Linked DNA regions of Homo sapiens: region 2 is linked to region 1. Evidence: chromatin loops called from intact Hi-C (ENCODE). Cell type or tissue: Caco-2. All regions are shown on one strand. Each heading gives the region's core, and the rest is flanking DNA. Links, peaks and the distances in the headings are about the cores only.

What was found. Peaks named below come from ENCODE experiments on the same cell type or tissue, not always from the same donor. Only the 100,000 strongest peaks of a DNase experiment are listed, where the experiment ranks them.
Region 2: a loop joins it to region 1, with 3 times the contacts of the local background. A loop is called at or near these places in 5 of 110 quality-filtered maps.

What each region holds. Positions count from the first base shown.
Region 1 is chr2:156,334,117-156,337,041 of GRCh38, reverse strand. It overlaps FLJ46875 (a long non-coding RNA gene), which reads left to right. Exons shown (of 1, transcript NR_147695.1): 1 at 1-470. Among named protein-coding and RNA genes, the nearest start is that of NR4A2, 2.9 kb to the right of the region's middle. RefSeq lists enhancers at 2,060-2,159, 1,718-2,590. In Caco-2, for the core only: a CTCF peak has its summit at 1,364; DNase peaks (open chromatin) are centred at 1,321 and 2,371; H3K4me3 peaks cover 1,259 bases.
Region 2 is chr2:156,109,702-156,112,626 of GRCh38, reverse strand. All of the region lies in intron 1 of LINC01876 (long intergenic non-protein coding RNA 1876), which reads left to right. Among named protein-coding and RNA genes, the nearest start is that of LINC01876, 140 kb to the left of the region's middle. In Caco-2, for the core only: no CTCF peak of the experiment used is centred there; a DNase peak (open chromatin) is centred at 1,606.

The DNA.
Region 1 (2,925 bases), core at 195-2,694:
CAACAAATGCTGTGAATGAGTTTGTCCAAATGTAATTTAAAATATATATCTTGTAATGCTAAAAATAGGTTCTACAAAGTAATTTTATTATGAAAAATCTTAAAGTTGCCTCAACTCGTAAAGCATAACAGGTATGTCTGTTTCACTATATCTGCATTGTAAGGTCTATTCTGAATTCATTTGGGAAGAATGGTGAAATAAATCCCTAAAGGCCTCTTTCCTATGCATTAAAATAGAAAATCCTATGGGATTACATTCATGTTTGCTTTCTAAATTATGCCAAAAGCTCAATTTTATTAAGTATAATCTGCCTAGCCATGCATAAAATAAACTACTTTGGTTTAGATGTGAGTATATGTATTATTTATGTTGATTTTTAATGAAAATATGTTTACATGTACCAATATGTTCTGCCTAATATTGGTTAATGTCATAAAAGATAATATAGTAACATTACTTTCCTAAATGTTTTTCTGTGGTCATCCAATAGTGTTTCTTAATAGTAATGCTTTTTAATTTATTTTAGTTGGTTTCAAAAGAGGATAGGTGCAATTTTTACTCCCACTCATTTTAAAAACTGTTAAGAAAATAGACCTTCATTGTGGGGTAACTTTACACATTTATACATGGCAATAGTTTAAAGTTATATCGGCTGCGGGGGCCTGAAAAAGCCATTATTGTCATTTTAATTGAGTTATAAAATACTTTATTTGAACTATTTATGTTCAAGAATCTTGAAGGGTTACAGTCATATAAATGCAGAATTTCAGTTTCTTTTAGCCTAAAGCATCGTTTTAACATTTTCTGAAAGGTTGTTCAATTCTACATTTTGATTCCATATGTGTAATTAAATCTCTATGCACAAAAGCATTCTCTTATGTACTAGCAAATATACCCACAGGAATCTCCTTCTAAACTATAATTTATTTAACATGTAATCATAGGATTTTAAAACATGCTTTCATTTTTCCAAACTGTATGCCAATTTGAACTTCTTGGTGATAAAATGAGAGATTTTATTACCAGTTTGATTTTTTCCTTCTGTGACCTAACAGTGAGTTAAGCATGAGCAGGAGGAAATAAAGAAAATCTTTTGTGAACCTAATCCCATGTGTTAAAACTGTTTCCCTTTTGGAGAAAATAGAAGAGAATCAAAGATTTTTAGTTATTTATGAATTCCAGCACAATATGAATATTTGGGCCTGCAGCATTCTCTTTGGTTTAGCTTAGGTAGTAAATAGCTTGTGTGTGTGTGTGTGTGTGTGTGTGTGTGTGTGTGTGTGTGTGTGTGTGAGTGATTCTCTTGAACGTTGTGGAGTCAGGCCCCCTACTGACTGGATCAGTCAATTACACACACATTGGCGGTGCTACTGAGACATCGTCCCATCAGAATCTGGTGAGGAAAACTAGTCTGGGGTTTTGAGCGTGGCCTTTTTTTTTTTTTTAAACACTTCTGATCTATATGCTGAATCCTTTCCAACCCATCTCATCCGGGCCTTACAGAAACCCTAGCCTAAGAAGTAGCTTATTCAAAATTGGTTTAAACGAGTTTAACAGTCTTACATCCGGCGTGTCTTCCTAAGAAACAGTAAAAGCTTCCCAGAAACCAGAATAGGACTTTGAAGAGGAGAGAACTCTTACACAGATGATGGAATAGATGAGAAAGGTCTCCCCTTTCTCTCATTTTAATTTATATTTAATTTTATATTTAATTATATTCCCAGTTAATAATAATTGTTATAATAAGCTGCTGTGAAAACGACCCTTCATTCTTGGTTGCATTAAGACTTGGACAAAGGCTGTTATCAGGAAGCCGCACTCGACAGGTTGTTATTAAAGAATAAGGCATCATATTACAATGTTTGGCTTCCTTGGAGCTCACTTTAAGAACTCCAGGACACTTTTCAGCTCTCTGGGGAGGCATTTTCAAATTGTCCCAGGCTCAACCCAACCTAAACTGAATGTGTTTTTAATGGCAATGAGGGAGGGGGAAGCGTGCAGAGTGAATGTATCTACTTAGACGGGAGTATGTGTATGGAGGCTGGTGGTTACAACCTTCAAGTTCTCCCGGCCCCCGTTTTCCTAGGACTATATTAAAAAATAATAACTGCCACCCCGGCGTGCCTGTGCTTGAGTTTCCGACTGCCTGAAAATAGCGGCCGGGAGCCTGGCCCACCGCGGGGATCAAGGAAAGCTTCCCGTGGCCGCGCCCTGCTCCCTCGCGGAAGGGGAAGGGAACCCGGGAGGGCGCCTCTGAGCTGGAGTTGCTGCTATTTTGGGCCCAGCCTGGCCGGTGCGTCAATGCCTGCGCCCCTGCGTCACCGCCACCCCCACCCCCTTCCTTCTCCCCAGCTCTCCAAACTCTCACTTTTTCCCTTTCGTTCGCATGGAATCGCTTCTGCCCACGGGGCGCTGACGCTACCGAGCTCATGCTAATATGCTATTCTTCGCCCTCCCCTCCTCATCCCCCTACTCACACACCCTCACCCGCCACCACAACCCGCCCCCCCCACCCACTTCCTGGTTTTATTTTTTTTCTCGCGCCCGCTAGGGCATCGCCGAGCAGCGGCGGCGGCGGCAGCAGCAGCGGCAGCCGCAACATCTGGGGGAAACTTAAGGTGGTCACGTAGGTTTCCCCGAGGCTGCGGCGCAAAAGAGCCCGCGGCTTCCTGGGGCAGCCGCAGGGCATCTGATGGCAACGCCTCCCCAGCCGCCGGCGAGCTGGGGGCAGCAGGGAGTAGGCAAAGGCGGGGCTGCAGATTAGGGTTGAGCAGCCCGGGATCCCGAATAGTTCCACGGAGCCATCGGCCGGTACTGAGAACACGAGTAGGGGGGCAAGTTGCAAAAGGGTCCCGGCTGCCTGGAAACGAGCCACACCGAGAAAGGAGGGGCGGCTGGGACGCTCTGCGCGAGTAGAAAAGCGGG
Region 2 (2,925 bases), core at 322-2,821, 220 kb after region 1:
ATTCCACTCCTAGGTATATATCAAAGCAAAATGAAAGCATATATTCATGCAAAAAATTGTACATGAATATTCATAGCAGCATGATTCATAATAGCCTAAAGGGAGAAACAACCCAAATGTACATCATCTGATGATGAAAAAACAAAATGTGTTATATCAATACAATGGAATTTTATTGGGCCATGAAAAAGAATGAAGTAGTAATACATGCTACAGTGTGAATAATTCTTGAAAACGTTATACTAATTTGAAGAAACCAGACACAAAAGACCTCATATTATATGACTCCATTTACACAAAATGTCCAGAAGAGGCAAATATATGAATATAGAAAGTAGATTAGTGGTTGCTTAGGGCTGGGGTGGGGCTTGGTGGTAGATAGGAAGATTGAAAGGTGATAGCTAAAAGCATCTTTTCAAGAGTTTCTTTTTGAGGTGACAAAAATGTTCTAAAATTGATTGTATGATAATCTATGTGAATATACTAAAAACCACTGAATTATATACTTTATGTGTGTAAATTGCATGGTATATGAACTTTAACTCAATGCAACTGTTACCAAAAAATTTGACTAATATTGACAACATGCTTTCAGACTCTTAAAGCGTATTGTGTAGATACAAAGATTCTTATCGGCGTTAATTTTCATATTTGTATTTTATGTTAGATTCATGTTAGAGTATACATACTTTCAAACTTCAAGAAAAAGTTTCCCAAAGAAAGTTTTGTTAGATATGTAAGAACAGAGTTGGGCTAAGCAGGGAAGGCTGTAGGTAGGAGGTTTTGCTCAAACGCAACCCAGATTGGCTGTTTACATATAAGCAAAGACATCATAAAGTCACAAGGCAAGAGTAATCAAAATCAGTAGCTAAAAAAATCAAATCTTAACAAATTTGAGGTTTTTTTCCCCTTCAAAATAAAACATAAAGCAATTTCTGAACTTTGTGGATAAAATCTCAAAATACAAATAATGATGTTGTTTTATAAAACATGTTAAAGCACACATATCAATGCATCAACTCTACCCACCACCAAACCTTCCCGTCCCCAGGACACTTAACTGAAAACTTCTGCCAGGTCTTTTTGGCTTTTTTTTCCTTTTCCTTTGACTTCTATGTTAATCTATCATTAAGGATTATTAAATGTTCTTTAATAAGTATTAAAATACTTTTAAAAATGTGGCTTCTTAGATTCTTCTCATTAAAAGTGTATCATTTAAAATATCTTAATATATTTTTTCACCTTGATTGAGGTATAATTGACAAATAGAAAACTTATGTATTTAAGGTGTACAACTTGATGTTTTGATATACGTATACATTGTGAAATGAACACCACAATCAGCTATCATATTTTTAAACTCCACACATAGAACTCTTTTATGTTGACAGACAGCTTCTCTTGGTACATTATTGCCTAAGTATGATCAGTTTTTTTATTTTTTTTATTTTTTTTTAGTTACAGAGGGATTTTTATTTAGTCATTTTTCTTCTTCCTCTTTTTTTTTTTTTTTTTTTTTTTTTTTTGAGACCAGTCTTATTCTGTCATCCAGGCTACAGTTGCCATGGTAAAACCATAGCTCACTGCCGCCTCCACTGGGCCCAGGTGAGTATGATCAGTTTTTTTACTACTTGAGGCCTGGCAGGACTAAGGATTCCTTAAATTGGTACAAAATCTGGAGAAGAGGTAGACATGGCTAGAAAGACAAGCAGACGTGACATGGGGAGCCCTTTGGAGAAAGAGGAAGGGAAAGAACATGAATGAGAGAGGGATAAGTGTGTGATGGAGTGAGGCGACTACTATGTTGGTGATTTTCTTTTTCTTGCTACAGACCATCAGTGCCGATGGCAACCTCTCCCATCACTCTCTTCTTATATACTTCTCTTCTCTTAGGCTGCACTTGGGATTTCTGATCAGGAGAATCCTCAGGATGTTCCTGAGGGCCAGAATACCCAAATGCCTAAAGAGAATGGTGAGATACACATCCAAGATCAGGTGCTTAAAATCTGCAACCAAATGCCCTAGGAAGACAGGAAGAACTGCAGCCTCCAATTCCCAGACAGCCATTCTGGGGCTTAAGAGAGAGTCTGGAAGCAGATTTTTGCCCAAGTCATGGCTTTACAACATACTAGCTGTGTGATCTCAGAAAAATCACTTCACTCCTCTGAAAGCAATTTGCTCTAACTGTAAAGTTGGGTTAATAGTAAGATTCATATAATATTATTATTGTGAGAATTAAACAAGATGTTATATGTAAAGCACCATTAATAGTGCCTGATACATAGTTAATAGTCAATAAATGATAGCCATTATTATTATTGTGTTCAGACATCACATAGCCAGGGCACTGGAAATAAGGCCCCAAACCTTATTTTTCCATTCAGACAACCAACAAATGCTGAAAACTGTTTGGTCATCTGAACATCCTGGCTATATAGCCATCTAGAATCTTCACTGAAAGTATTTTAAATTCCATGAAGACACTTGAAAGACTTGATAAACACCCATCTTAATATTTTTTCAAATGAAATTTTATATAGCTGTGAATGAATAAGAAACACTTTCCCACTACTTTTTGTATAGTTCCAAATTATTTAACATATTCAGAAGAAGAACAATTCTGGGATTGCTTTAGATGGTTTCTTGACACAAAATTTATTGAGCAATGCCACAGCATTTGTTTAGGAATTAATTCTCAGGATTCAACTATTCAGAGAAGAAAGACAAGTATCTTTTACACTTTCTTCTCCCATATACCCCCAGTATTTGATGTTTCTTCGTACTTATTAGCAGTGAATCTAAAAAAGTAAATAATCCTATTGACATAGACTCATATCCCCAAATAAGGGACATTTTGGTTAACAGTCACTATCAATCAATCGTAAGTAGTTCCATTAAGGAATTTATTTTCTGGTATACATTACT